Linked DNA regions of Homo sapiens: regions 1, 3 and 4 are each linked to region 2. A link is a loop called in an ENCODE intact Hi-C map of the cell type or tissue named here. Cell type or tissue: endothelial cell of umbilical vein. All regions are shown on one strand.

What was found. Hi-C counts contacts between places; a loop is a spot of excess contacts. Peaks named below come from ENCODE experiments on the same cell type or tissue, not always from the same donor. Only the 100,000 strongest peaks of a DNase experiment are listed, where the experiment ranks them.
Region 1: it touches region 2 in a loop (6-fold over the local background); 15 of 110 quality-filtered maps call a loop at or near these places.
Region 3: a loop joins it to region 2, with 6 times the contacts of the local background. A loop is called at or near these places in 10 of 110 quality-filtered maps.
Region 4: a loop joins it to region 2, with 3 times the contacts of the local background. A loop is called at or near these places in 2 of 110 quality-filtered maps.

Annotation. Positions count from the first base shown.
Region 1 is chr18:57,877,201-57,885,200 of GRCh38, forward strand. No RefSeq gene overlaps it. Among named protein-coding and RNA genes, the nearest start is that of ATP8B1, 78 kb to the left of the region's middle. In endothelial cell of umbilical vein, a CTCF peak has its summit at 4,783 (motif pointing right); a DNase peak (open chromatin) is centred at 4,801.
Region 2 is chr18:58,319,215-58,327,214 of GRCh38, forward strand. NEDD4L (NEDD4 like E3 ubiquitin protein ligase) reads left to right here. Exons shown (of 31, transcript NM_001144967.3): 7 at 3,211-3,272; 8 at 4,018-4,120; 9 at 5,782-5,948. Among named protein-coding and RNA genes, the nearest start is that of MIR122HG, 120 kb to the right of the region's middle. In endothelial cell of umbilical vein, a CTCF peak has its summit at 3,016 (motif pointing left); a DNase peak (open chromatin) is centred at 2,967; H3K27ac peaks cover 367 bases.
Region 3 is chr18:58,220,073-58,228,072 of GRCh38, forward strand. All of the region lies in intron 2 of NEDD4L (NEDD4 like E3 ubiquitin protein ligase), which reads left to right. Among named protein-coding and RNA genes, the nearest start is that of NEDD4L, 180 kb to the left of the region's middle. RefSeq lists enhancers at 3,265-3,858, 5,078-5,177. In endothelial cell of umbilical vein, no CTCF peak of the experiment used is centred here; DNase peaks (open chromatin) are centred at 2,769 and 4,239; H3K27ac peaks cover 4,066 bases.
Region 4 is chr18:57,955,446-57,963,445 of GRCh38, forward strand. It overlaps LINC01897 (long intergenic non-protein coding RNA 1897), which reads right to left and starts at 6,182. Exons shown (of 2, transcript XR_007066389.1): 1 at 6,057-6,182; 2 at 5,791-5,961. In endothelial cell of umbilical vein, a CTCF peak has its summit at 3,989 (motif pointing right); a DNase peak (open chromatin) is centred at 4,006; H3K27me3 peaks cover 1,149 bases.

The sequences.
Region 1 (8,000 bases), 440 kb before region 2:
AGGGTTCAAGAGCCCATGGGAGGTGGAAAGTGGGCAGGCAAAAGAGGGAGTGGCTGGAGTGAATCAAGAGAGAATACTTTTTAAAGACATATGAAATCAAATCATGTTTATTTGCCAATGGGAATAATTTGGTTGAGGGGACAATCAATATGGCATGAATGAAGGGGATATTTGCAAGGGCAGAGTTCTTGAGAGCAGAAGGAGATTGAAACTCAAAGCACAAGTGGAGGAGTGGCCTTCATCCCTACCAAGAGAGAAGGTGGATTTTGCAGGTACAAGCCCAGGTAAGGTGATAGATGCGATGGTAGGGATGGAATGGTTCTTTTTTGACTGTCCACCTTTCTATGATATATTGGGCAATGCTGTTGGCTGAGATGGGTGGTGGGGGGGGCAGGTGAGGGTGATAAACATGATTAGATTTCATATGTCTTTAAGGAAGTGTGGAATAAGCATCCCAGAAAGTAAGAGGGGAATGTTTTCAGGAATTGTAAGTGGAGTGACAGACATTCCTAGGTGTCATGTGAGAGTTGTGGTCATAATTTTGAAGTAAACCAAGTTGGATTGGTTTGTATGATTTTTTAAAAGTATTCATCTGTTTAGGTGTGGGTAGAGTCAAGAAACAGTAGAGCTAGATCAGGGTTTGGTGTTTCCTAGGTGTATCAATTAGGATGTTTTTCATTGTGAGTAACAGAAAACCTCTCTCAAGCCACCTTCAACAATAAGAAAATGAATTATTGAACTTAAAAGAAGGTTCAGACGTAGGTCAAGCTCCAGGGTTGTTGATTCAGTGGCCCCGTGAGTTCATCAAGGACTCAGGTTCTTTTTCCCTCTACTTGGCTGTCTATGGAATTGGCTGCTTCTCGTGGCTTGCACCCTGCTCTTGTGATGCAGTGGCTGGGGGCAGTCAGTCTACCTCTACCCGCTTCCTCATTCATGTGGAGCAAAAGAGAGGGAAACCCTCTCATGCTCTCACCAGCCAGGGAAGACAGGGCATTTCCTTCAGGCATTAACAGTTACCATGGGAATGCCATGTGCTGGTGGCTTCAGTCTGGTCCTCCTGAATCAGTCATTGGCAAGCACCAAGGGATTTCTAGGATGGATTTAGACCAGTGGTTCTCAAAGTGTGATTTTTGGACCGGCAGCATCCGCCTCACCTGGGAACTTGTTTGTTTAAAATTCAAATTCTTGGGCCTCACTCTAGATCTATTATATCAGAAATTCTGGGGGGTGGGGCCCTACAGTCAGTATTTTAACAAGCCCCCCAAGCAATTCTGATGCACGGCAAAGCTTGAGAACTAATGGCTTAGGATAAGACAGTGAATGCCATGAACAAAATGAGGGATCTTTGAGGAAGGAGGATATGGCAATAAACATCTACTAGTGGCTACTAGACCAGGTGGGCACCTGAGAGAAGGCTCACAGAGTTCAGGGTGCCTGCGATGCAGACATTCTAGGGAAGGGCTCCAAAACAAGGGTTAGAAGAAAAATGAAGACACAGAGGAACAATGGATCCGGTAAAAGTGGTGAAATTAGTAGACTGGTGATCACAATGAAGCTGGAGAATTGCAATGAGTTAGCAGGATAGAAGACGTGATGGCCACACAGATGAACTCACAGAACTCCAACTGCATGTCTGAACCAAGGTCACACTGACTATTCACTGCTCTCAGCCAACAAATGAGGGTGGCAAGAATGCTAAGGCCTAAGCTTCATTCAGGGCCACACGCTCTTCAGATGGTTGACTTTGGCTCAAGGACCACCACCAACTCCCCATCACCTGACTTTGGTGAGCCTTCTTTAGACTGCATGTTCTGTTTCTTTGTTTGTTTGTTTTTGGAAACAGAGTCTCACTCTGTCACCCAGACTGAAGTGCAGTGGCATGATCTCTGCTCACTACAACCTCTACCTCCCAGCTTCAAGCAATTCTTCTGCCTCAGCCTCCTGCTGGGATTACAGGCATCCTCCACCACACCAAGTTACATTTTGTATTTTTAGTAGAGATGGGGTTTCACCATGTTGGCCAGGCTGGTCTCAAACTCCTGACCTCAGGTGATCTGCCTCCCAAAGTGCTGGATTACAGGTGTGAGCCCCCATGCCCGGCCCTGCATGGTGTTCTAAGAATCTTCCATCCAACCTTCTCTCTCATTCTCCTTCACTCATGGTTAGACTTGTATCACAGTTCAGCAGCACTGCCATATTTACCCAACTCCGTCCCTAATTTTTTTCTCACAGAGGCACTTCCCCTTTTAATATTTTTGGCATCTGCTTCTTGGGAGAATGTAGACTAATATGGAAGTTTCCTGAGTAGAGTTTGAAAATGAGATTGTGTGTCAGGTACTGTGCTATGCATGGAGTATGGTAGGGTGGTCTCTGCCTTGCTAGAGCACCACTGAGGAATACAGATGTATAACCAGTCACTGCAGGACAGCATAGTAAGGCATCATGGGGCAGTCCCAGCTGCTGGAGTTGACGTGGGCATGCTTAGGGATGGTGGAAAGATGATGATACTGTTGGTAGGGTGGATATCCTGCCAACTGATAGCACACCCATTAGTTTAGGGAAAGACCTGGTGTTCAGTTGCTAGCCTCTCAAAGAGTTGTCCCCACAAACACGTGTGTAAGTATAGCTCAATGACTACACTGAAAGGATATAGTCTCAATGAATGTCATTGGTTCCTACAGGCATGATAAGACAATTTCTATCATTATTCCTGATATGGTTTGGCTGTGTCCCCACCCAAATCTCCAACTGTAGCTCCCATAATCCCCACGTGTCACAGGAGGGACCCAGTGGGAGGTAATTGAATCATGAGGGCAGTTTTTTCCCATGCTGTTCTCATGATAGTGAATAAGTCTCATGAGATCTGATGGTTTTATAAAGGGAAGTTTCCCTGCACATGCTCTCTCTTTTGCCTGCCACCATGTAAGATGTGACTTTGCTCCTTTCCCTTCCACCATGATTGTGAGGGCTCGTCAACCACATGGAACTGTGAGCCCATTAAACCTCTTTTTCTTTATAAATTACGCAGTCTCAGGTATATCTTTATTAGCAGCATGAGAACAGACTGATACAATTTCCTTTCCCATGGCCTTCAGAAAATAGATGGATGACTTCACGGATGTTGAGGAGAGAGGCAAATACTTTATAACGGTTTGCTTTTTGTGACAAAGTCTTTGTTTTCTGCCTGCCTTTCTCTAACATTTCCCCTAGTGACTGTCAACCCACAATGAGTGGTTCTTTCCCTACTGACTGCACTAGGTAGTTGTGAGGGACCATGAGATAAAGCCCCAAGCTCCCTTAACAACAGTAAGCTGCTCTCCCATGCAGAGTCCTTATTCCATCTCCAACTCAGGCCTGGCTACAGGCACCTGAGGAAAGGAGTGTGCTCCAGTCTCCTGGGCTCCACACACTTCCATTCTGAAGGGAATGTTGGGTCCCTTTTGGATTTTTATCCTGAAATTCAAGATCCATGAATGGATTCGAGGGAGGCTAAATCTCCTGGAATTATGTGTACATTTCTTCACACAATTTTTTTGTATACAATTTGCAACACAGTTTTTTTTTGTCATTTTTGTATGTTTATGACATGTTAGGGGCATAAAAAGGGATGGGGTCCATAGTTTTTTATTATTTCTCAAGTTTGTGACCTCAAAAAATATTGAGTCAGTCTTTTTTTTTTTTTTTCAGATGAGTCTTGCTCTGTTGCCCAGGCTGGAGTGCAGTGGCACAACCTTGGTTCACTGCAACCTCTGCCTGCTGGGTTCAAGCAATTCTCCTGCCTCAGCCTCCTGAGTACCTGGCATTACAGGCACCCACCACCATTCCCGGCTAATTTTTTTTGTATTTTTAGTAGAGACAGGGTTTCACTGTGTTGGTCAGACTGGTTTTGAACTCCTGACCTCAAGTGATCCACCCACCTCGGCCTCCCAAAGTGCTAGGATTACAGATGTGAGCCACCCCACCCGGCCCAGTCACTTTTTTTTTTTAAGAGAAAAATACTCAAGCCTTTATAGGGTGTCTAGATGAAAAACTGCCTTTAAAGGGTATCTGTTGTTGTAGTTATCCATTTTAATTTTAATATTATTATTCTACTTTATTTTATATTTTAGTTTAGACAGGGGCACACTCTGTCACCCAGGCTGGAGTGCAGTGGTGCCATCATGGCTCACTGCAGCCTCAACCTCCCAGGCAGAAGTGATCCTCCCATATCAGCCTCCCAAGTAGCTGGGACCACAGGTGTACACCATCATGCCCAGCTAATTTTTAAATTATTTTCTGTAGAGATGGAATCTCCCTATGTTTCCCAGGCTGGTACGCCTCCATTTTAGATTAAAAGAAAGGTCCCTTTTTCTTTGTGGTGATATAAGAAATACTGTATTATGGAATTTTGTGGGATAATAATAAAAGGGGGCTGGTATATGGAACAAAAGGAAATTAATTTTGTACCTTAATAAATCTATGTCATAAGAGAATTTTAACCTCCATAGAACACTGTCTTGGAAACCGAAAACTAAAAAGAAGAAAAACATCATAATTTTTCTTTTTTAAAAATTCTCTTTTCTTTCTTTGTTCTTTTTTTCCTTCCTTCCTCACTCCCTCCCTCTCTCTTTCTTTCTGGTTAATCTTAGGCCTAGTTATTTCCAGATTAACAGGCAAAAGTCTTCATTAGAGTTATAGTTACAACATGAAAATTACAGGACAAACTTAACTGTGTTACAAAAATGCCAAACGCAGATGGAAGTGTGCAATTCTTGTCTGTCTGAACTTTCCCTCATTCACCACGAGAGGGAGCGCCACACCACAGGGACAGCTCCCTTCACTGCCTGCATAGCTGTCTTAATGGTCTGCTATGTCGTGAACATTTTGCAACGTATGCACAGAGGTCAGCAAAATCATGGAAGAACAGGGCCTTGCTGATTGGTATACATGTCATGAGGGGCCCCAGCAGACCTCAGCTCTGTGTTCAGGTCAAGAAGCTGCAGGTGACCCGAGACACAGCAGCTCCTAACCACGCCCTGATGTGCAGCCTGCGTGCTGCTGCGGGGCAGGTCCTGAGGCCTCCATCAACTCATCTTTTCTAGAATGACAAAGTGAAACTCAGTTCCTTCCTCTACAGGTGACAAAGCAGGTAGAGTAATCGATGAGCTAATAAGTGAGTAGACATGCTAAAGCATTTATGAGATCTATTATGATCTCCTGTGAATGATAGGAAAGATGCTATAGATGAGAAGCTGACATCAGGTTCAGTTATTTTTATTCACAATTTTCTATCACCAGCTCTGTGCTGGTGATTGTATTTGAAGTGTATGGTCTCAGGTATTGATGACAGCTGGAGGGAGATCCTTGGAGGCTGGCCTTCAGGCTCTTTTGGTTTTTATTGTTTTTAATTGTGGTCAAATATACATAAAAATAACCCCTTTTAAACGTGCAGCTCTGTGGCACTGTGTACATTCACGTTATTGTGCAACCATCACTACAGTTTATCTACAAACCCTTTTCATCTTCTCAGATGGAAACACGGTACCCATAAACCAACAACTCCCCATTCTCCTCTCCTCCCAGTCCTTGGTAACTTCTGTTCTACTTTGTGTCTCTGACTCTATGAATTTACCTTTTCTATTCTAGGTACCCCTTATAAAGGGAATCATGCAATATTTGTCTTTTTAAATCTGGGGGATTTCACTCAGCATGTCTTCAAGATTCATCCATGTGGCATATATCAAAATGTCACTCCTAAATGTGGTATATATGTAAGGAGTTATTATTTATATTGTATATATTCCACACAATGGGATATTAGCCATAAAAAAAAGAAATCCTGTCCTTTGCAGCCACATTGAAGGAACTGGAGGTCATTATGTTCAGTGAAATAAGCCAAGCACAGAAAAGCAAGTGTGGCATGTTCTTACACATATATGGGAACTAAAAATCCTGGATGTCATAAAGACAGAGAGTAGATTGGTGGTTACCAAATGCTGGAAAGAGTAGGAGAAAGATGGGGATGAAGAGAAGTTGATTAATTGGTACGAATGTTTAGTTAAATAGAAGAAGTAAGGCTTAGTGTTCAATAGAGCAGTAGGGTGATGATACTTAACAATAATCTGTTGTATATTTCAAAATAGCTGTAAGAGAATAATTCAAGTGTTCCTAGCATAAAGAAAAGATAAGGCCTGTTGCAGTGGCTCACGCCTGTAATCCCAGCACTTTGGGAGGCCGAGGCAGGCAGATCACGAGGTCAAGAGATCGAGGCCATCCTGGCTAACACGGTGAAACCCCGTCTCTACTAAAAATACAAAAAAATTAGCTGGGCCTGGTGGCCGGTGCCTGTAGTCCCAGCTACTCGGGAGGCTGAGGTAGAAGAATGGCATGAACCCGGGAGGTGGAGCTTGCAGTGAGCCAAGATTGCCACTGCACTCCAGCCTAGGTGACAGAACGAGACTCCATCTCAAAAAAAAAAAAAAAAAAAAAGAAAAGATAAATATTTAAAGTGGTGAATGTGCCAATTACCCTGATTTGATCTTTACACATTATATGACTGCATATAATGTGTATATATAATATATAATGTATATAGACATGTACTCCAAAAATATGTACATCTATTATGTATCCATAAACTTAAAAAAAAGTCTCTGTTGTTTAAGCAAAAAAAAAAAATGGTTGTTCATTTTTAAGGCGAATAGTATTCCACTGTATGTATGTCTTAATGTGTTTAGTGTTATAACAGAATACCTGATTCTGGGTAATTTATTCTAAAAAGAGGTTTATTTAGCTCATAGTTCTACAGATCAGGAAGTTCAAGGGCATGGTGCTGATTTTTGGTGATGGCTTCCATGCTGTGTTATAACATGGCAGAAGGTCAAAGCGGGAGCAGGTGTGTTCAATATCACAAGAGCAGTGATATCACTTTATAAGAACTCCCAGGCCGGGCACAGTGGCTCACGCCTGTAATCTCAGCACTTTGCGAGGCTGAAGCATGAGGTCAGGAGTTCAAGAGCAGCCTGGCCAATATGGTGAAACCCTATCTCTACTAAAAATACAAAAAAACAAAAATTAGCCAGGCATGGTGGCACACACCTGTAGTCCCAGCTATTCAGGAGGCTAAGGCAGGAGGATCGCTTGGAGGTTGCAGTGAGCCGAGATCGCACCATTGCACTCCAGCCTAGGTGACAGAGCAAGACTCCATCTAAAAAAAAAAAAAAAAAAAAGAACTCCCACTTCCAGGAGCTAATCCATTCCTGAGCAGGTGAGAGCTCTCTCTCATACCTGTGAGTGAGACAACATTAATCTATTCGTGACGATGGGGACCCATGAACCAAACACCTCCCACTAGGCTCCACCTCCCAACACTGCCATGTTGGGAATCAAATTTCAACATGAGTTTTAGGTAGGGATAAATCACATCAAAATCATAGCAGTATACACCACATTTTGTTTATCCATTCATTCTTTGATGGACATTTGGGTTGCTTCTGGCTTTTGGCTATTGTGAGTAATGCTGCAAAGAATATTAATATACAAATATCTGTTCCAGTCCCTGCTTTCAATTCTTTTGGGTGTATACCCAGAAATATAGCACCTGATAATTCTGTGTTGAATTTTTTTGAGAAACTACCATACTGTTTTCCTCAGTGACTGCACCATTCTGCATTCCCACTAGCAATGCACAAGGGTTCTAATTTTTCCACATCCTTGCCAACACTTATTGTTTTCTTATTTTCTCTTTTTCAGAATAGCCATCCTACTGGGTGTGAAATAGCCATCCTAATGGGTGTGATTTGTCTTGTTCAACAGTTTTATCAGTGATTTAGATGGAAACAAAGAAAAGTTGCTTATCTGATTTGTTGAGCAAAGGAAGGTAGAAGCCGATGTGTTATATGACAGAACTGTGAACCAAAATAAAGTTGCTCACTTACACAGGGGTTGACAAACTATAGCCTATGGGAGAATCTGGCTCGCTGCCTGTTTTTATAAACGAAGTTTTATTGGAACATATCTAC
Region 2 (8,000 bases):
AGGGGACTTGCCCAGCAATAAGCAGGTCATTGGTGGTGCTGGATCTGACCCTGGCTCTCCAGCATCATTGTGAGCCTGTGATGTGGTCAAGGGTGTGGGCATGGGGTGGATTCGCCCAAGGCTTAGGTGCTTGCAGTGGTTGCATACAAGTTTCGAGTCTAGGGACCCAGCAGGGCCCTCTCCTTCCATTTGCCTGCAGAATCCTTTATCTCACTCTATTCCATAGTGAATGCACCTAGGCTGAAAGCAACTACTCTCTTTCAAGATGAAAGTACTGAGTATCCAGATTTTCTTCTGAATGCTTTTACCCTGGAACGGGGGCAGCATTGTGGCTATTGTGGCTAATAGCACTGTTTGCAGCAGTGTGTTTAAGATGGCTTTCCACCAGGAGCACCCTCAAAGCCATCCTGGGAGGCTCCACTCAGCTCTGCTCCAGGGAACAGGATCAGATTGGAACCTGGATGAATGCCAAGAAGAATCTTGTAGTTATCTATAAGATCATCTTCTAATTCAGGCTAGAGAATTTCAATGAACGTGAACTTTGATTTTAATGCCCTACCTGTTACTGCTTGGCATTGAGTTGGCAGTACTGACAAATGATATGAACGTGTAGAATTGGCCAATGAACATGGCTAGTGTTTGTTGAGTGTGCCAGGTGCCCTTGAGAACTTTATAGAAACCAACTCAGTTGATTGGTTTGATCCTCACAACAGCCCTGTAAGTTATGGTTACTGCCCCATTTTATAGATGAGGACACTGAGGCCAAGAGAGATAAGGAACTTGCCCTTAGCCACTTGGCTCTGTAAGTAACAAAGCCAGGATGCAAACCTAGGAGATCTGCCTTTTGACCTGTGTGATATCAGTCATTTAAGCTGCATAGGGTATGGACAGACTCAGGTTCAGAGTCCCTCTAAGCTCCGTGGTTTTCCCTCTTCACTCTCTTGCATGTTCTCTGCTGCTCCTAGATTGCTCATGCCCACTGGTGATCCTGTAGGCTTTGTCATACTGTTTGATTTCCTATGTTTAAACTGTCCTTTCTCCCTGTTCTCTACCTCTCAAAGCCTTCCCATCACCCTGTATTGTATTGAACTCCACATCCAAAACCATTTTGATTTCCAAGTCAGAGTCCGTCTGTTCCCTGTACCCCAAGTCTCACAGAATGTAACCTCTCTGTGTCAGTGAATTTGTTCTGCCTTAGCTTCTAGTGGATTGTTGACATGATGGCTCTTCCCTTGTAATTGTAACCATAAGGACTGCTATACCATGTTGTATCCACATGTCGTTGACATAATATTGCTCTCAAATTATTTGTTGGTTGGCAGGGCATGGTGGCTTATACCTGTAATCCCAGCACTTTGGGAGGCCAAGGCAGGAGGACGTCTTGAGCTCAGGAGTTTGAGACCAGCCTGGGCAACATAGGAAGACCCCCATGTCTATAAAAAATAAAAATATTAGCCAGGCATAGTGGCACACACCTGTGGTCCCAGCTACTTGGGAGGCTGAGGTGGGAGGATCACTTGAGCCCAGGAAGTTGAGGCTGCAGTGAGCTATGATTGTGCCCCTATACTCCAGCCTGGACAGCAGAAGACCCTGTCTCTAAATTAAATAAATAAATGTTGGTTTAATAAATGAAAAAAGGAAGGAAAACCAGCAATAGTTTTCTTAATAAATTATCCATTTATTTCCTTATATATATTTACAAACCTTTTGGTAGAAAATATTTTCAAAATGTATGTTTATTACTGCCTCATAAGAACAGTCTAGAAAATATAATTTACTTCATTCAATGATAGTGAATTTTGAGAGCCTCCATAGTTTACTACAGATCAGATGAATTGAGTGCTTACGTGAGTACCTACTTGGTGCCAGGCAATGTTCTTGGCACCGGTGATCCAATGGTGAGCAAATTCAAGTCTCTGTTCTCATGGGCTTACATTCTGGAAGTGATGGATAATAAACTAGTATGTCAACAAATGAACAGGTACTTTCAGAAAGTGATATGAGGAAGATACAGCAGGACGATAGGATGGGGGGTGATAAGGGTGGCTGATGGTGGGAACTCTAAAGGATGAGACCTGGGATCTCACACTTGGATGGCAAAGTGGAAACAGCCATGCCATCCAGAGTCAGCTGTCCAGCAGAGGGACCTGCCTGTGCATGGGCCCTACTGCAGTACATATAATCTGCATCCATGGCAGATGAGGACAGGATGGTTGGGAGTACAAGGAAGGAAGAGAGAGACTGGTTCCCAATGAGGTTAAAGTTGATTCAAGGCCAGATTATAGTTGGTCTTCTAAGTCATAGGAAAGAATTTTCAGTTTATTATGAGAGGAGTAGGAACCCATTGAGAGTTTAAAGCAGAGAATGACATAAACAGATAACATTTCAAATAGCAGTGCATACGTACATACATGTGTGTGCATGCACGCGCACACAAACCTGATACAGTAAATCACTGGACTGGTTTATCTCTTGCTATAAAAGTATTTGAAATTGTGTTTAATTGAAGGGTCTAGGTATTTGAGGTTTTACTGAATATATAGTATTTAAAGATTAATGAAATAGTCACACTTATTTATCCAATTTCCTGCTTTGGTAGGAACTTCACAATGAACTTCACACAATCAAATGAACACTGATTTCTTTAAAAATGAACAAATACTCCACTTGTACTCATAGCTTCATGAACTGAACCTCAGCAGAAGGTTGATCGGTGCTGCTTCCTGGGGTGATCTCTGTGCAGGAGATAGTCTTTCAATTCTCTTAGGCTGATGTTGTGAGATTTTAATACAAAAAACAAAGTTTCCCTCAAAGATTAAATCTTGTATATTCTTCTGTTTACTCCACCCATATGTGTCTCGAGTCACAGGCATATAGCAAGGCACTGGTGACCGCTGGTTCTCCGAAGTGAATCAGCTCTGTGAGACTGAGGCCACACCCTGCAGTTAGAAATTTTACTTGGCAATGACAGCTGTAATTTTGTCATTTGTCTGTGGCTGGGGCTGGCTCCTAAAACCCGGTGTGGATAGTGACATCTAGTGGATCTCTAGTAGATCAGTTCCGTGGACTGTCAGGTACCAAGTGAAGAAACACATTCAGCGGTGCCACATTCTAAAATTCAAAATATATTCTCTGTAATCCAGTTGCCTGTATCTAAAACATGAAATTATTAGGAATATTAAAATTTAATTTACTGTTTTTTCCCCACAGACAGAAGATCCAACCATGGAGCGACCCTATACATTTAAGGACTTTCTCCTCAGACCAAGAAGGTGAGGCTTGTGGGTATGGGTGGGTGGGGATGCCTGCCCTGCATGCTGTAGGTATAGGTGGGGATGCCTGCCCTGCGTGCTGTGGATATGGGTGGGTGGGGATGTCTGCCTTGCTTGCTGTGGTGTGGGTGGGTGGGGATGCCTGCCCTGCATGCTGTGGGGATGCCTGCCCTGCGTGCTGTGGGTATAGGTGGGGATGCCTGCCTTGCGTGCTGTGGATATGGGTGGGTGGGGATGCCTGCCTTGCATGCTGTGGGTGTAGGTGGGGATGCCTGCCTTGCGTGCTGTGGATATGGGTGGGTGGGGAGGCCTGCCTTGCATGCTGTGGGTATAGGTGGGGATGCCTGCCTTGCGTGCTGTGGATATGGGTGGGTGGGGATGCCTGCCCTGCGTGCCGTGGGTGTGGGTGGGTGGGGATGCCTGCCCTGCATGCTGTGGGTATGGGTGGGTGGGGATGCCTGCCCTGCGTGCCGTGGGTGTGGGTGGGTGGGGATGCCTGCCCTGCGTGCTGTGGGTATAGGTGGGGATGCCTGCCCTGTGTGCTGTGGGTATGGGTGGGTGGGGATGCCTGCCCTGTGTGCTGTGGGTATGGGTGGGTGGGGATGCCTGCCCTGTGTGCTGTGGGTATGGGTGGGTGGGGATGCCTGCCCTGCGTGCTGTGGTGGTTGGCTTTTGCTGAAGACGATTTTAAGTGTCCTTTGAAGTCACAACCCTTCTAACCAATTTTCTTCCATTATGTGTGCAGTCATAAGTCTCGAGTTAAGGGATTTTTGCGATTGAAAATGGCCTATATGCCAAAAAATGGAGGTCAAGATGAAGAAAACAGTGACCAGAGGGATGACATGGAGGTACGTGGAGGGCGTCAGGCCTCTCTCCTTGCCTTGAGATCATATTCATGTTTTGCTTTCAAACTTTATAATTGAAGGAAATAAAAGTTTAGAAAGCTTAAATATAAAAAAAAGTACATATGTCCGCAAATTGGTCATTGATAGTCTACCAGTGCAGTTATTTGTTTTGGTTAAAGATGAACTTTTTATGTTACAACACCAATCCTCGGAGAGATTTCTCTTTAGACAATGCCATGCCTATTCCCCAATTTTAGCCCCACAGCTCTGTGAAAGTCTCCTCACACATTGAATCCTATTATTGCTATGGACTTGCAACTCTTTGTAAATTCTTTTTAGCCATTGAGGTCGCTTCAAAGTGGGTGGAGGAATTTAGAAAATCACTTTTTTTTCAAGTTTCTTACTCATTTGGCCACAGGTGACAGCCTGCAGTAGAAAAACCCTCCTCTAGAAATGCCATTCTGCAACGAGCTGACCAGAGGAATGTCCCTTTTTTCCTTCCTGACAGAGCCGCCTGTATTTACCTTGTCACAGACTGATGCTGTGGGTCCTATCGTACCTTTTCAGCACACACCTCGGCCAGTGCTGTTTTGTTAGGCAAATTCTCATATTCTCAAAGTGTCCATTAAACGAGACCTCTCTAGGGCTTATTCTCACATCTGTTTGCAGCTGTTGCATATATGTGATATGTGAATAATGTGTGTGGAGAAGTTACCCGAACACTCCTCCGCCTGAGAGATCATATTTCCAGGCATTATTTCATTTACAAGCCTTCATCTCTCTATATACATGAAGAGGAATAATGTGGGTGATAGAAATTTATGAATGTTAACATTTCATAAGCATGTCAACAGATTTTCATCTCAAATCCAAGGAATTTTTTACACTCTTCTTGCCTTCCAACCGCAGTAACCAGTGAATTACTTAATTTTCCAGTGATTTTAGCAGAGGATGTTAGGAAGGGAATACGTAATGCCTAAAATACGTGCTGTAAAAATGGAACTCGAATTTTGGTACCATGAAACCCGTTGGTGTGGACACAGCCAGTGTAGAGGGCCTGAGTAGAAGGCAGCAGCTTCCAGACTCCTGGCTCCTGCGGTTGTTTGGGATGCAAAGAGGAGGCTTCTCTCTCAAAGCCCACCTCCCTGGGGAGCAACAGGACTCTGGGCCTCTGGTCCCCTGTGCCATGAGTTCTGTTAGAACACAGGTGCAGCGCAGCTCATCTTCCCTGCTCCCTTTACCTCATAGAGGTGTTGAAAAGATGGCAGCTGTACTGTGACGCACATCATTGGCAGGGCTTTGTACAGCCTTGGAGGCCCTCCAGTCAAAATAACAAACATGACGTATGGAAAGAGTATGATGTGACTTAAGTAGTGTCACCGACTGTGCAGATCCAAATTGTGTTGTCCTGCAATGTAGTCATCTTAGAGGGCAGCACAATTAATTGGCCATTACTCAGAAGATTTTTGAGGCCTTTCTAGAATTGATATATATATATTTTTTTGGCCTTCATTTGGGAATTTACTCAAATGTGGCCCCGAAGCCATGGCTAGAGCCAGAGAGCCCCAGAGCAAGGAGAAGGGCATGCAGGGCATGCTGTGATGACCTCTTACTCACAGCCGAAGAACCAACCTCATAATCGTCCCTTTAACTTTATTCCGCAGCATGGATGGGAAGTTGTTGACTCAAATGACTCGGCTTCTCAGCACCAAGAGGAACTTCCTCCTCCTCCTCTGCCTCCCGGGTGGGAAGAAAAAGTGGACAATTTAGGCCGAACTTACTATGTCAACCACAACAACCGGACCACTCAGTGGCACAGACCAAGCCTGATGTGAGTACCGTGTGATGGTCAGGAACACGTGCACGTGCACTGCACAGCTAGGGACAAATATGGCGGCCCTTTGGGACAAGGCTGGGAAATAAATCATATGTCTATAAGAGCAGATGGTGGTGTGGTACGAGATTCCTCTCCATTTACGTAAAGCATGCAAGAGCAGTCAGAACTTGTATATTGTAAGCGATTGCCTTTGAGTCACATGCTGCTGTTTTCAATATGAGCTGATTTATTTTCTATGTCTTCTTTTATGTCGATTCCTGAAATACAAAGCAGAGGTTGTTTTTCTTAGACTTATTTTACATTTGTTGATTATATTGTTTTCTTCTTCACCTTTCTCTCCCAACTGACCCAGAACAGAACCGGCAAGCAAATTGGCTTTGCAATTTTCTGTTTTCTCTAAGTTTTTGGATGTTTACTCTCTTCAATGCATTGATTTGGAAACCTCAAAAATTTTTTTTTCTTTAAGGAAATTTGAGCCCCTTAATATAATCAGAAACACATGGGAGAGTTGCAAAATCAGAATTAGTAATTACTGTGTATTTTAATCCCTCACCAGCCTCAGGGATGCAGTAAACCAATTCCTGTTTTGTTCCCTCAGCAATTTGTGGTTTGATTGATAGCAAATAAACACTGGTTAAAACTCATGGACTTTAAAAATGGTTTTGTAGCAGCTTGTTTTTAAATCATTTTATACAGCAAGATCTAAGTCTATTGATAATACATCGAAGGGCAAAAAGAAAGTCTTAAGGAAAAGGAATTTTATCCTAGAAATTATGAGCTGCCTAGCAGCCAAGACAAGGAGGAAATTATCAATGAACTATACAACTTTCAGTATGTAATAAAAGCAAGTCTACTGGGTAGTATAATTTTCTTGTCTACTCGAACTCTGAAAGAAAGTGGCTAATGATACATTTTAGACAACAAGCAGTATGAGGTATCATGTTCTTAAAAACCTTTTATCTTTAGAAATTGTAAAGATACTCCACATATGACTGTGGGTGGGGAGGGTGGCCAAGTTTTCTGGTCTAGGTTTTGTTTAATTTAGAGATAAAGCTTGCAGAATCTGGAACAACGAATAGCCTGTCTTCTCTGAGCCCCCAGGTGGGTTCTCGTGAATGTCAGCTGTTCGTGATCAGCTTTAGACTACCCAGCACGGGCATTAGCTCAGGACAGCAAAATGGTCTCAGGACAGCAAAAATATCAGATCAGCTGGGTAATGCTGAACTATCTTTTGTTAAAGTTTTTTCCCATGGAAATAGCTTGGTTGATTCTTTTTGTTTTTTATATTATTGCTTACTATTTCCTTTTGATTAATGCCCATAGCTATTAGAATTATTGTAATCCATTGTAGCTATTTGTAGTAAAAATGAATTTGGACCCACCTTGGGCTTGGTTACATGTAGTGACTAGAAGAATCTTGGTAGCAATATCCTAAGCAAAGCACCATTACCTACCTTTGCTCAACAGCATGAGAAAGGAGTACTGAAAAGGTAGATCCTCATGCGACCTCTGCAGAAAAGTGGCCAGGAGCAACTCACAAAGGAAAAAATCCTGATAGCTAATATGTATATGGAAAAATATTCAACTTCATAAATAAGGATCATGCAGATTAGAGTTTGTATTTTGGGGACAAATAGGGATAATTGCTACTTTCTCTGCCTCACAGAGTTGTGAAACTAACGAGGGAATTCTTGAGAAAACACTTCATACATTTTAAAATATATACTATTTTTTTGATGGCTCCACAGGTGTAGACATGTCCCCACACTCATCAAGAGGTGTACGTTAAACATGAACAGCTTTTTAATGTGTTGATTAGACCTCAATAAAGTGATTTAAAAGAGAAACCATCTTTGGTGGCAGTGTCCCAGAAACTAAAACAAAAGGTATAACTTGCTGGCTCTTCACTAGTCTAGAGCAACAAGGGAAAAATGCAGTTCTTTTTCTGTTGTTGTTTGAGACAGAGTCTCACTCTGTCACCCACAGTGGCACCATCTCGGCTCACTGCAACCTCCGCCTCCCAGGTTCAAGCGATTCTCCTGCCTT
Region 3 (8,000 bases), 99 kb before region 2:
AACTGCTGAAGACTGAAAACTTGAGATGTTCCTCTTGTTTTAAGAATTTGACTGAAAACGGGCTGGGCACGATGGCTCATGCCTGTAATCCCAGCACTTTGGGAGGCCGAGATGGGTGGATCACTTGAGGCCAGGAGTTCCAGACCAGCCTTGGCAACATGGCAAAACCCCAAAAATACAAAAATTAGTGGAGCGTGGTGGCTCACACCTGTGGTCCCAGCTATTCAGGAGGCTGAGGCACAAGAATTGCTTAAACCCCAGAGGCAGAGACTGTAGTGAGATCGTGCCACTGCACTCCAGCCTGGGTGACAGAGTGAGACCCTATCTCAAAAAAAAAAAGACTGAGAATGGTTGGCACTGTCCCCCTGTCTCCAGGAGGGTGAATGTTTCTAGCTGAACCCTGGTGCCCACTTGCTCCTCTAAGCCTTCAGCAGTCCTCCCAGCCTCAAGGGGTGATCCGTTCATCTTCCCCCCACCTCTGGAAATCCCAGCGTTTGAACGCTGGGGGGAACTGCAAGTCTAGTTTACAGGGTTTCTCAGCTGAGATGCCAGGAACACTTCGCGAGTGAGCATGCCACCACATTTGAGTGCATATAGAAAGTTAGCTGTTTGCTACAACTGGGGACACTTCCTATTAGAGCCGCATCTGCTGGGGTGGAGGGCTGCATGGGTTGGAGAGTAGGGTGTGACTTCTTCCAGCAAGAGGAAAGAGAAGTAGCATAGTGCCCATCGCAGGCAGAGAGCACATGTTTGACTTGCTCTTGGAATTTCTGTAGAGTAAGGGTGGTCAGGTTGCCAGACTACCCCTCAAACGAGGACATGGTGCTGCTGGGTCCCAGGGTAGAGCTCTGCTGGCACCTTCAAGGCCCTGATTTACACCTAAGGGCACACAACTGGGATCTGAAAACTGGGATGCACAGTACAGACTGCAGATTTACAGGGCGGGGCTGTCTCTCATCTGACTATTGATTCTTTTGGGGGCTGTAGTTTGTATCATAGTTATTTTTGTTCCTGTTTTTTTCCCCTCTTCAAGACAATAAGCTTTTGGAGGGCCAGGAAGTTGTGTTCCCATCTGCCGAGTGTGGGGCCTCGAGGGCCAGAACCTCAGAATGTAGAAGCTGAGTTAGTTTGTGGCAGGGTGAAGGGCTGACCTCTACTGTTGGAAATGCCAAAATCTCTGATCTGGCTTTAAATAAGCAAAACAGCCCCGCCAGACATAGAGTCATCCACAAAACCTCATGACCTCTGTTATTGCCCATCCTGTGTGGAAGCCCACTGAGAACTTCACTTGAAGATGCTGCAGGAACAACTGCAGGGAACCTGGAGATAAGGCCCCGGGTGATGATGTAAGCTAATTGCTGAGCTGGGTGGAGCTACTTAACCTTATGGTAGGAGGTGGAGCTTGACGCAACCCCCTTTTCCACCAACAAGCATTTCTTTCTACCTGTCATTGAAGTGAATCATCAGTATAAGTAGCGAGCTGGGCGCATTCCTTCTCAGTTGTGTTAAAACTTGCTGGTATTCCCCCGGTATCAGCAGAGGTGTGTACGGGCACTGCTTTAAAACTGGGAAGGAGGAAGACGAGGCCAGGGAGCCGGAGGGTCACCAAGGTAGATTTCCAGCAGCGCTAGTCCAGCTGAACACTTTCCAGCCTTGTTTTTCAGCAGCTTTGAGGAAAAGTATAGGTAAGAACAAAGACACCACTGTATGTTTGCTATATGAATGCATAACATCTGTTCTTGGTGTGAGTTTGATGTTGGTTTAATACTGTTTTTATGTCAGCGGCATAGTTCTAGCATGTACCAAGATTTTCAATTTTAAATGCTTTTTGGTGTTCACAGTTAGCTATAATTGGTCAATTTTACCCTCCTTATGCATAAAAAGAATGATAGGCAAAGAATGAGCCTTGAAAAGAATTGGGATCAGAATTCTGGTCCCCTGTTCTTTGCTTCTTAACTTTCTTGACTGTTTAGAAAAATGTACAGCTTTTCTTCCAAAAACCAAAGCAATAATACTTTTATTTTTGAAAATAATGGAAAACAGAGACCGCTGAAGTTCTATGAATGAGGTTTTCTGTTTTAGAAATCACAGGTTGAGGAGGAAAGAATTGTGTTTTCCTTCCTGTTCTGTTTCGAGTCTCAGTATTTCTGACTTAGAAACCTCCTGGAGAAGAGGGAGATACCAGCTCTCCTTTGTTTCAAGTAAAATACCATCTTAGGTCATAAAATAGTTTGCTTGGAGAATAATTCATGGCTTATATCTGAATTTTTGGTTGGTAGCAACAGAAATCTTTCTCTTCCTCGGTATGAGTAATTTGGCTTACATGATTTAGACTAAATTTTATTATATTTTTTGTTTGAGAAAACAAAAGTCAAAGCCCAGAACATATTCAACTGAGTTTTTCCCTCAGGTTTTCTATCATTTTCCCACCCTTCCTACTCATACATGTGAATATGCTGAATGATTAACATGTGATTTTTGTTTCTTTACTGTCTCATTTCATGGTGATTCATAAACTGTTAGTTAACTGGTTATAGTGTATCCATATGTTGGCAAAGCTTGAAATAAATTTGAGTGCAGGCCACACCTTCGTATTAATGAGCCGGGTTACTTTCAGTAAAGTATTTCTGATGTCATTAAGTGTTAAGATGGCCGGAATTCTAAAGACAATAAAAATGTATCAACAATATGAAATATCAAAGCCTACAGTCAAATCTGAGTTATTCTTTAGTACTTATTTCATAGCTATTCTTTAATGTTTATTCTTTAATACTTATTTCACATTGAAAAGTACTTTACACATGTTTGAATGAGATATTGCCAGTGAAAGAAACAAAAGGAAGCAAATAACTCTATAAGGGAAGTGGGATTTTAAAGTATGTTTGTGCTGGCCCCAGGCTGGTGAGTGAGTTTCATTAGCAATGACCAGGAAGAGAAAGAATGCCACAGTGGTGGGTGCTGACCTTTTTTTTTTTTTTTTAAACCTTTTTTAATGTCTGTAAGGAATACAAGGTGAACTTTAATTCTTGTGGGAATCTAGTAAGATGGAAGTCAAGAAGAGAGGAAGAAATGCTTTTTATTTAGTTAAGAGGAAGTAAACATCTGTATTAGTTACAGATGTTATGCCTTAACCTTTTTCATTCCTATTGTTTTTATGAAAATTTGCCTTTTTAAGTTAAATGAAGGTTTTCTGGAGTCCTGTATTGCAACTAAATGTTGATTTAAAACGACACATTTGGGACATTTTCTTGGCACTGTGGAATATAATGAAAAGATATAAAATGAAGGCAGGTATGAAATTATATGAATTCTGCTACTTGAGTGTAGAAGTTTTATTCCAAAGTGGTTTGTTTGGTGGATGTGGTGATGGTGGGGGGCTCTATGTACTTATTAAGGCAAGTGATGGGACAGGAGCTTTTGTGGTCTTGACGGTTCTGTTGGGATGGGAGGGTTGTTTGGGATTTTTATGTTTCATTCCAGGCAATGTTTATTTTTTCAGCCTGTACTTCTTAGGGTTTTACCAAGTCAGTTTTCATGTGAAGCCATTTTCATATCGTTTCTTTCACCTTGATGGAAATCTTTTCCTTCTTATGTGCTTTGAGTTAAATATGATGTAGTGTGCTAGTAACATAGACGGGGCTTTCCTTTCTACAGGTGGGCTTGAAGTGAGCCTGCCACTCGCTCACCTTGAATCACGGAGGTTTCAGAGGCCGTTGGCCTTCAGGGCAATGGCAGAAGCACATGTTCTCTGCTGTTTTCTGAGTCTATCTTGACTGCGTTCCCAGTGGCCCAGAATTCCCCAAGGGTCACTCGACACACCCTCGTCTACAGTAAATATTTGTGCTTCCTCTGTGCCTGGCCAGGTTTTCTCAGTACCCAGGAGCACAGGTGGGCAGTGGGATGTGGGCAGGCGGTACCCAGATTCCCTCCCACAGGGGCCACAGGGAGGACTTGGGCGCTTCCTGCCAAGAGCCCCCTGCCCTTCAGACTAAGTGGAAATAGAGATCCGGGAGTCCAGTGGACTCAGTGGAGTTCCGTAGAATACATGGAAAACGCACCGCTTTCAGTGATGTAAGCTGTCTTGTTCACTTCACGATTACTCATCTGGCCTGCAGCAGGCAAGAGGATCACATGCAATTATAAACAGCCTCCTCTGACTAAGGTCAGTGACTGGAAACCCTGTCACGTTATCAGAGGTCATTTGGTCATAGATTCTTGGGCAGAAGCCATTGAGAGTCCTGGGGGTGTGATCTTTGAGCCTTTGCCAGTGCTGGGGTTTGACTCCTTTTAGCTCAATTAACTGGGTCCAGGAGTTTATTTTGGCCGAGATCTGCCATGCTGAGTTGACAGGCTTGACACTGGAAGGAAGTCTCTAACTTCATTAGAGGAAATGGCGTGGCAGGCTTTAAGGCATTTTGATATACTCCACTTTTTCTCTCTTGCCCTGTTTTGTTGAGGTTTTCAGGGCCATAACTGTACCTGAGGTTAATCAGTGAGTGATCTATCTGAAAGGAATTTGTTCTCTTTGGGCACCGTCCTGTGTGGTATTATATTTGTATAACTATTTAGCTTAACTCATTCAAAAGGCTATTTAAGTCACTTGTCCTGTTCATTACTTGAAAACAAGTTGTCTTCTCTTTATTCTTTTAGTCAGTTACCAAATATTTCCTAAGTGTCTCTTGTGCTAGACATTGAGGGGCACTCCTTCTCCCTTTCACTTGTCTGTTTTTGTTGAGCTACATTTTTTCCTTAAGTCAGATTGTTCTTTTCCTGTTACTTTTGTTTTCACTTGATTTGTTTATTTATATTTAAATATGTACTTTAACAGTCTTGAAGCATTGGTCTGAATGAGGATGGTGATCAGATTGGGAAAATGCCCCTTAATTTTGGTTTAAAAAAATTTATTTTCTTTAAATTATTTGTTTATTGATAGGGGCCACCCACTCCAGGTGAGTGGTTTCTCTGTGTGTATGGCAGAGGAATGCTCTGTGTCTGGAAAAAAAAGTCACTTAGCTTGAAATATTATGAAAGCTGAAGAGTACAAATGTCAGAGAGAAAGGGGTATTGGGGGGGAAGAGAATGAGAAGACAAGACACAGTCAGGGCCCTGTCACCCGTGTGGAACTGCAGGTCCCTGGAGAGATGATGCATTTATCCCTTTTTAGAGATATTGCCATTAAAAGTTGATCTTGAGCATGACACAGAACTGAAAGCTTTGATGACAAAGCCAGCATCTCAGTTTAGCAATAACCAGGTTAGGGAAAAAACCCCAGAAACTCAACAGTGAGATTCAGCTCAGCAATGTGGGCGGGGAACCCACTGTCCCGCCTTGGGCAGGGAGCAGCCCCAGCCGCTTCATCTGCCTGATGCTGGGTTTTATCCGCTTCACAATTAAATTTCCTTTTTGTTATGCTTGCGCACATCTATATTTGGCTTTGCTTCTTATTTTTTAAGAAAGGGGAGAAGTGTGGGCAAGGTAAAATACAGCTTGCAAGCTCCCAAATGGCAAATGCACCAGTTAGAGTCTAAGTGGCCTCCCAACCTTAAGGTGAAATTCATTTATTCAGCAAATATGTACCAAGCCCATCAGGGACCACTGCTCGAGATACCAGTGCAAATAGAAGAGGCCAAGGGCACATTATTAGGTCCGGAGCCAGTGGCCTGCACAGCCATCTGTGACCACCTACCTCTCTGCTTGCAGGGAACTTCAGCCTGGTGGAGGAGACCCATAATAGCCAAGTCAACTGATAATAGAATTAGTAGTAGTGTTGAGGGACATAAAGAAATCAGGGTAAGGCCATCACAATTACATGGGTGGATGATCTTTTATAAAACAGCACAGTTTTGTTTTCTTCTGCCATGGTATCTCCTAACATTTTCCAGTGTGTCTACTTGCAGTTAATATGGAAGTTGCGGCTGACACTAGGTTAGTGGTTAAAAGAAAACAAGAAAACCAACCTTTAGAAATCTTTAGAAACATCATTATCATAGAAAGCTATAAACTCTTATGTATAGAAGGGTAAGTGGCCATTGATCTTGGAGCAGAATGAATGGATATTTCCTGGAAAAAAATATTTCCACTCATCAAAGATACTCAAGTCTCTTCTCATCTAATCAATATTGGAAACTAGGAATATCCACGCCTATGGAATATCCTCAGAGAGAATTAATTATTCTGCCCTCTAAGAGGTATAGTAGTTTAGACTTAGAAGTAAAGGCCTGAACTTGAGGCTGCACCATTGAAGGCAAAAGTGCCCTTTATCTCCCAGCTTTGTCATTTGCCAAATGCAATTGTGTTAAATTAAGTGACCTCCAATAGCAGAGCTCTATGTTTTCTCCCCTGACCCCCAAGTCAAAATTGATTATAGTAATCCATCAAACCAGGCCTGGCAAATGATGTTTTGCAACTAAAGGATAAATACTGAGGGGGAGGGACGAATGTGAACGCATATGCAGAGCAACACAGTCATGAGACCATTCTATTACTTCCTAAATTTCTTAAAGCTTTTCTGTCTTTTCTGAGCTTCTCAAGTGAGCAGGGGCATGAGTTCCTGTGTTGTGCCTGGGGACAGGGAAGGCTTTGGGACCTACTGTGGTCTTAAGTCTGAGCAGTGCTAATAGCCTCGGCTCACCAAGTGCTGGGCACTGTGCTAGAGGGTGTACAAACCTCTCATCTCATGAGGCCTCACTGCTACAGCTGACAGAGATGACATCCAGTTGTTTTTAGTTGCACATGGCAGAGCTAGAAAACAAACCAGGGTGTGTCAGACTCCAGAGCGCATGCCCTCTGTGATGCCGCTGTGTTACCCTAGATCAAATCAACCAAGCCATCCGTTAAAAAAAAAAACCTGATCTTTGTCAAATATGCAATTGTTATATTTTTGTTAGAGTCTGCCTCTCCAGTGAACGATATTAATTTCCTTCAAGTGGCTACTCACAGATATCACAAAATCAGAAAGCTGCCTACCCTGCAGCCTGTATCTGCCTCCACGTCCCCACATCAGTCCTCCTTGCTGTGCTTCTTGTCTCTTTAGTTTTTATCATCTTCTAACACTGTGAACTTTAGTAATTTATTCTGGATTGTTTGCTACCTGTCTCCCCTTGGTAAAATGTAGGCTCCGCAGAGGTAGAGCGTTTTGTCTGTTTTCTTCACTGGCATATCTCAGGTGCCTAAAACAACCATGCCAGACATGTAGTGGTGCCAGTGACAACTTGTTGAATGAAGAAATGGGAGAAAAAAGCAGACCCCGGAGACTTAGGAGGGTCTGTGTGAGGGAGTCTCCAGGCAGTCTTCCTGGGGGTGTCCTGAAGGACCTCCTGATCGTGATTTTGGTCAGTGTGGAGGCTGTGGTTTCTTCTGAGCTGTCAGTATTTGGAGGTGAGTTGTCTGCAGGTCACCTCATCCCACCTTTACACATTAGTAAAATGGAATTCGCTGGGTGATTCTTAGGACTGTGCGGTCAGTCGAATTACCAGACGTCCCTGCATGCTCTGTCTAAGGGCTGGAGTCTGCTTTCCTTGCTTCTCTTCTAGAAAGAGGTCTGTCCACAAGGGATTAGCCTCGCGAAGTTCCTACTGTTGTTCATTGACCCAGTGAGTGTTTTACCCACTGTGGGTTTTTCCTACCTAATTGCCCCTCTGGTTTTCAGTGTTCAACATGCTGCAGTTACGTGTTCTGCTGTGGTTTTACTTAGCTTAATCCTTTATTAATTGCCTCTTGTTCAAACTCCCTAAGAGCAGATTATCCTTCTCTTTCAGCTTCTGCTCCATTGCTGTTGAACTTTTTTTTGGTCGTGACATCAGAAAAATAACCAAGTGTGAGTCTGATAATAGCAAGTAAGGCTATTTTATTTCTATCCAATTTACCCCAAATTTGAGCAGTATTACACCTTAAAATAATAGAGCTGGCTCTTGCCCAGCATGTGAAAAGTGTATGCTTCACGATGGACAGATATTTTCCAGTATCTACTTACCATAAATCTCAAGATTTACCCTACCCCA
Region 4 (8,000 bases), 360 kb before region 2:
GAGGAAGAGCAAATGATTTTTAGGGGAGATGAATGGGCTTGAATAATAGGCAATAGCGTGGGCTCTGGCTATGGAGTCTACTCTAGTCCTTCTTCCTGCAAAGATATCCGGTTGATGAGATATCTGGGGAAGGAATTCCCAATAATTGGATATCTTCTGGAGGATCTGGCATTTAGGTAGATAGGGGAACTTTAGGGAGACCCTCCTCTCCCCACCATATTTGCTGCTTCCCAGATGCACTCAATTTGAAGTCCAAAGTGGCATATTTGACACATTTTGGGGTATCTATTTTTTTCTTTTTTTTTTTCATTTAGGAAGAGGGTCTTGCTCTGTTGCCCAGGCTGGAGTGCAGTGGCCCCATAACAACTCACTGCAGCTTCAAATTCCCAGGCTCAAGCAATCCTCCCATCTCAGCCTCCCAAAGTGCTGGGATTACAGGCATGAGCCACTGCACCTGGCCTGGGGTATCATTTTCTAAACCCCAACAGTACAACAAGAGTTAGCTTGGCATGTGCAAGCAATGGGAAGAAAAAATACAAATCCATCACTAGGAATGTCACAAAAGACAGGGAGCGAAGAGAAGGCAGGAGCTGATTGTCCATGAGTTCAGTATTTATTCTAGTAGCAGTGGGGAGTTTTTTGAGGGTTTTAAGCAGAAGAGTAACAGGATTTATTTATACTTTCAAAGATTGCCCTGGCTGCTGTATGTGGGCCATAGGGGTGAGTGTACAGCGGGGAGACAGCAGGGCACAGTTGTAGCAGTCAGGGTATGAGGCTACAGTAACTTGGATGAGGGTTATGGCGGTGAAGCTGATGAGGAGTGGCTGAATTCAGGATTTATCTTAGGGGATAGAGCCAATAGGACTTGCTGATAGGTCGAATGTAGGATATGAGAGGGAAAGAGAACTAAAGATGACTCCTAGGTTTGTAGCCTGCCCAACTGGGGAGCTGGCTGGAGCATTAGCTAAGATGGGGAAAACTGGGAAAGAAAGAGTTAGGGTGTGGGTATGTGTGGAACGGAAGGAAGATAGAGGGGCAAAGAAGGGCTCAGGATTGTTTTGAATATGGTAAGTCTGAGATTCCTGTCTTAGTTTTTGTTCCCAGAGAAAAATTCTGAGATAAGAGTTTGAATGCAAGTTTATTTCGATAGTTTATTGCATTTATTGTTATGCAAACAATATTGCAATAAACTTGGATCCTTGGAGGCGAGCCAAGGAAACACAGATTGGGTGATGTGGAAGTAAGACAGGGAAGAGAGGGCAGGCAACAAGGGGTGAGTTTATTTAAAAAGACACCAGTGTATATACCAGTGGAGCTTAATACTGCTGGAGAACTCTGGGAAACAGTACAGAGCATGTGCCTAACAGTGGTTCCCTGGGAAAGGTAAGGAGGCTGGGGTAATTATCAACCACTCCCGTCAGTGCTCTGGGATTAATTGATTCCTTGGGGTGATTGATTCCTTGGCACTTGTGCCATGTAGGCTGGAGCACAGCAGGCTCTGACAGCCAGAGGACATCCCAGGCAAAGAGGCAGGGGCTGGCAACTGGAAGCCAGGCTGGTGGGCACTGAGATGGCAAGGGCTGAAGGGATACTGGTGGGCAAGAAGAGTTTCATAGTCAAGGCCTGATTAGGACACCAGATAACACAAGGAGAGGGGCTGGTATTCGGGGAGGTCAAGTGCAAGGGCCAGTATCACAGTTCAGTCTGGAGTCACAAAGAGAAGACAAGCAGTAGGTGAGGCAGCAGTTAGATCAGAATGACGCCCATGGACAGAGCTTATGGGCACTGGCACATCTTTTGAAGACCCTGAGTCAATATTAAGAGTGGACATCTCCAGTTCTAGAATCTCAGTGGATTGATTGAGATTGGGTGCATCATCCAAGGATGTCAGAGTTGCTTCTGCGGGGAACTTGCCTAAAGACTGATTAGGTGACTTTTCAAGGCTGCCTACAAACCTGAGCTTCTATGAGTTCCTCTTTTACAAATGCAGAAATCGTGGTGCAAGAAAGATAAGAAAAACCCTTAGACTCTAAAAGTGTGCTGATGCCCCTAGCTAAAGAACACTGCACACATGAAAGCTCATCGCAGTGACTTTTTCCACAAAGGAGGTGTGAATATTTTATCAATATTCATGAAAAATAATTTTGTAAGGTAAGCATGTCAAAATATGTCAAACCCGAAGGTCACATTTTCCAGAATTCTTTTTGTCCCATATTATGTTTCAATGCAGCATCATCTTTCTGTCCAGCATAAGTGCCCCAGGCAATGGTAATCATTTCATTACTTAATTGAAGTCCTAATTATATTAGGATCTATTGTCAAATGTGGTCCTGTCTTCATTACAACACTTCATTACAACAACCATAAGTAAATGGAAGTGTTGGACTTTTCCTGTAAGAATAGTTGAATTTAACTTCTCAATCTTGCTCTCTTTCTTTCTTTCTCTCTTTCTTTCTTTTTTTTGAGATACAGTCTTGCTCTGTCGCCTAGGCTGGGATGCAGTGGCGTTATCTCAGCTCACTGCAACCTCTGCCTCCTGGATTAAAGTGATTCTCCTGCCTCAGCCTTCTGAGTAGCTGGGACTACAGGCATGTGCCACCACACCTGGCTAATTTTTGTGTTTTTAGTAGAGACGGGGCTTTTCCATGTTGGCCAGGCTGATCTTGAACTCCTGAGGTCAGGCGATCTGCCCACATTGGCCTCCCAAAGCGTTGGGATTACAGGTGTGAGCCACCGTGCTCGGCCAAACTTCTCAATGTTTCATTTCCCACCCCAGCTCATCCTACCTTTCTGAGCTGGTAACCAAATTCAAGGCATGAAGTTTTTTTAACCAAAAAGAGCAAAACCTTTGTAATTTAAATATAATCAGCCTCCCATTTGGGAGATACTCTGCAAACATCTTCATGACACTCTGGGACAGCTGCTATTGTCCTCTTGGCTGCAATCCCTACATTAAAAATTCATGTTTGTGTCCTTTCTCGGTTGTTTGGCTTAGCTTTACTCTTAAAAAGTGTTTATGGGCCAGGCACGGTGGCTCATGCCTATAATCCCAGCAGCTTGGGAGGCCAAGGCAGGAGGACCACTTGAGCCCAGGAGTTTGAGACCAGCCTGGGCAATATAGTGAGACCCTATATCTACAAAAAAAATTAAAAATAATTAGCTAGGCATGGTGGTGTATGCATGTAATCTAACTACTTGGGAGGCTGAGGCAGGAGACTCACTTGAGCTCAGGAGGTGAGGCTACAGTGAACTATGATCATGCCACTGCACTCCAGCCTGGGCAACAGAGAAAGACCCTGTCTTTGAAAGAAAAAAAAAAGTGTTTATGATCCTCCCCAAATAGACTCCATCCTTTTATTTCTCACTGAACTCCCAGACAGAGGTTCTTAACCTGAAGCTCATGAGTCCTGTGAATTTATAAAACAGCTCCAAAGACGCCACAGATACCTCGAAATTATAGAAAATTTGATCTAGCTTTGCATTTGAGCCTCTCCAGGGTAAAAATCTTTCTACAGCTTCTAAAAGGAATAGGTAACCTAAAACCAGGCAAAACAAAACAAACAAACAAAAAACACCCCAAAACTTTGCTGTTTTAAAATCCCCATTTTAAAAAAAGATTATGTAAAAATAATTTTTCTTTTTTCATTTTGTTTTCATCTTTAAACCAGCTCTCCAGAGCCTCAGCCAGGCTGCCTCATCATCGAATCATTCTGAAATATCTTCCACAAACCTTCCCCTTGTATTCATACCAAATAGCTCTCAGCTATACTCCAAACCCATGCAATGAGGTAGAAAATTACTTCCCTCCCCCTCCGATTCTTAAAGTGGTTAATTTTTTTTTCCTGGAATGGACATTATTAATATTTCAAATTTGTTCTCATTGCTTTATAAACTGTAACCATGGATCCAGCTCTAATAAAGATGTCCCAGTGAGTTAATCATGCTAGGGAACAGAAAAACTCAGGGACATTCAGAATCACAGCCAGAAGGGGGCAATCCTTCTCACATCATACCTAAGACTGCAGCTCCTGTCAGGCTGCGTGTTCATGTGTAAGGCACCACAGGCCCCGTGGTGCCAGCTCACCAGCTCATCTTGGTGCCAGCTCACCAGGTCACGTGCTGACTTTACCAGTACATGTATGCTAATTAGTTATCATCCAATTGTTTGCCTTCCTAAAGGAATGAGGGCATCATCTCCTAGAATTTGTCTTCTAAGCTCTTCTCTTGACCCCGGAAAGAAATAGTGGACTTCATTGTTTTAGGGTGTTTCATTTTTGGAACACGAATTGCAGATGGGTTCGTGGTTGGCCGAGAGGAGCCAGGCCGAGAAGTTTGGCTATTTTGTCAAAGGCAATGAGAAGCCACTGAAGGTTTTAAGCAGAAAAGAATTACAGATTTGCATTTGAGAAGTATCAGTTTGGAGAATAAATTAGGGAGGCGTAAGATTTGGAGGCACAGAAGCCAGGTGGAAGGCTGTTTTTCAGGCTAGAAAAGTGGTAGTCTGTTGTAGGTTATATGCAATAGATTTGGAGAGAATGGGTTAGATGCAGGGATGTTTATGAAATGGGAATTGACTGGCTTACTCTGGAGGGGATGGGAAGGGAGGCAGAAAGGAGTCACAGATGACATCTTTATTTGTAGATTGGGTTGGAGTAGATGGTGGTGTCAATTAATGAGATAGGAAACCTAGAGAAGGAGTAGTTTATTTATGGGGGAAAAAAGATATGAGGAATTGAACTTGGGACATGCTGATCTGGAGGTGCCTACAAACCATTCAAGAAAAAGTGTCCTACAGACAATTGGAGATGCAAAGCTTGGAGCTAGGGGAGAGGTCTGGGCTAGAAACACAGGCCCATTCCCTCCATGGAGATGGTAACTGACACCATGAGAGTGAAGATTACCCAGGGGTAGGGATGATGAAGACAGAACAGGGTCCGGGAGGGAACGCTGAGGAAGACCAATATGAAGACATGGATGAACAAAGAGGGGACTAGAAAGAAGTCAGCAGGGGGACTGGAAAGAAGTCAGTAGAAAGATGTGTTATCACACAGGTGAGCCTTGAGGACATTACACTAAGTGAAAAGCCAGTCACAAAAGGACAAATACTGTATAAGTCCACTCATAGGAGACATCTAGAATAGTCAAACTCACAGAAAGTAGACACCAGTTGCGGTGGCTCATGCCTGTAATCCCAGCACTTTGGGAGATCAAGGTTGAGAATCACTTGAGGCCAAGAGTTCAAGACCAGCCTAGGCAACATAGTGAGACCCCCATCTCTGCCAAAAAAAAAAAACTAAAAACCTTAGCCAGGTGTAGTAGTGCATGCCTGTAGTCTCAGCTACTCAGGAAGCTGAGGCAGAAGGATTGCTTGAGGCAGGAGGATTGTTCGAGGTTGCAGTGAGCTGTGATCACACCACTGCACTTCAGCATGAGCAACAGAGGGAGACCCAGTCTTGGAAAAAAGAAACAGAAAGTAGAATGGTGGCTGCCAGAGGCAGGGGGCAGCAGGGAATGGGGAATTGTGGTTTAACAGGTATTGAGTTTCAATTTTGCAAGATAAAAAGAGTTCTGGAGACACATGGTGGTGATGGGTTATGGCCACACAGCAGTGGGGATGTACGGAATGCCACTGGTCTGTGCACTTAAAGATGGTTATGATAATAAGTTTTATGTTTTGTGTATTTTACAACCTTTTAAAAATAAAAAGTGTGTGCTATTGTGGGAGCCAAGATAACAGAGCATTTGGGGGGATGCAGTGTAGTCAGGAAGCATGCCAAAAGCCAAGTATGATTAGAACTAAAACATGTTTATTTATTAATACTTTACCAACGTGGTGACCACTAATGTTCTTTTTAAAAGTAGTTTTCTAGGCATGGGGGGCACAGAAGTCAGGTTTCTATGGATTAAAGACTAGAGGGTTTCCAGTCAAGTTGGCCTTGGAAGTTCAGGTCCTCCTCTTTGCTGCAATATAACAAAACATAAAAACATATAAAAACACATGAAAATATAAAAACAAAACAAAAATATAAAAATAGGCCAGTATAAATAGCACATACACACTTGCTGCAATAAAGCCAAGCTACAAAGGGTTTCCTGACTGCTCTTAAATATTCTCAACAGCATTATGGGGCAGTATTTCCTTGTCCTCAATACAAGACCTGGGCCTGTGGTGAAGTCAACTGTGAAAGGGGAGTGAGGGGAAATGAGAGAGGGAGAGGGAGAGGGAGAGAGAGAGAGAGAGAGAGAGAGAGAGGGAGAAATAAGCCAAAATTCTAAAACATACAAAAACAATTAAGAAAGGCATCCAACAAAATCAACAGTCAAAAGATAAATTCATTCTACATGATTGCAGTAATAAAATATTAAACTATTTAATATATATATATATTTAAGATCTACAGAGTAATAAATGAAGAACTTACATACCTAATAGAAATTTTATCAGGCAATAAAGGGAATAATGAAGAGAATTGTGAAAAGAAATAACAAGAAATATTTGAGGAGAAGATGGCTGAGAATGTTCCATCACCACAAATATGTCCTTAGATCAAAAGTATTCTCCCCATGCCAGAAGGTTAAATAAAAATAAAACCACACCTAGAAATAACATAATGAAACAGCTGAATAAAAATTCCAGAGAGAAAATCTTAGAAGCTACCAGAGAGAAATAGCAGTCAGATTAGCTAAAAGGGAATAGGAATTAAACAGCCCCATATATTTCTCATCAGCAATAACAGAAGCTAGAAGACCATGAGGTGGTATCTTCACAGTGTTGAGGGTAATATAAATGATTTTTCAAGTTATTATTCAAGAAGGAAGACAAAACTAAGACAGCAGGAATGCACCAGCCACCAATATTCCCTATTAAAGGAGACACGTCAGCAGAGAATAATGTGAACCCAAAACAACAGTGTGGGACACAACACACAATTGTGTAGACAGACATCAATAAAATAGTTCAGAAAATCATTGTTTTAAAAATTATCTTTCAGGTTTTAAAAAGGTGGAATTAAAACTCTAGAAACAATTACAAATATGTATGAGAAGGTTCACAGCAGTTTTATTCATAGTGGCTAAAACCCAGAAACAAGACAGGTGTAATATTAATAGGTGAATGGAAAAATAACTTGTGATATATTCATACAATAAAATATTACTTAGCAAAAAGTACACAAAAAGACTGATAGGTGAATTAATATGAACAAATTTTGCAGAAATGCTGAATGAAAAAGCCAGACCCAAAAGTGCACATCAATACTCCATTATTTCATTTATACAAAGTTCAAGAACAGACAAAATGAATTCATGGTGTCAACACAGGGGTTATACTTAGAAGGGAAATATTTGTTGGGATGGATTACAGGAAGTCTGTGGAGTAATGTAAATGTTGTATATCCTGGATTACAGGAAATCTGTGGAATAATGTAAATGTTGTATATCCTTTTATTTTTATTTTATTTTTTTCTTTTTGGGAGACAGGGTCTCATTTAGGATGGAGAGCAGTGGCACGATCACAGCTTACTGCAACCTCGATCTCCTGAGTTCAAGCGACTCTCTGGCTTCAGCCTCCCAAGTAGTTGGGACTACAGGCATGCACCACATCATCTGGCTAATTATTATTATTTTTAAATTTTTTGTAGAGACAGGGTCTTGCTATGTTGCCCAGGCTGGCTTCAAACTCTTGGACTCAAGTGATCCTCCCACTTTGGCCTTCCAACTTGCTGGGATTACAGGCGTGCCCAGCCTATACCTTGATTTTTACAATTCATTGAGCTATATGCTGAATATTTATGCGCTTTATTTTATGTAAATTGTAGCTGACTTTTTAAAAAACCTGCCAGCATTATAAAAATTGTGGGAGAAATAATGGGTACAGTCAGTAAAAGTTGTACAATTGATCATTTTAAACTCATGATCCCTAATAACCAAATAGTGGGAAGTAATTATAATGAAAGAGATGATGTAAGGAGCAGAAGAAAATGCAAACAAACAAATAAAAC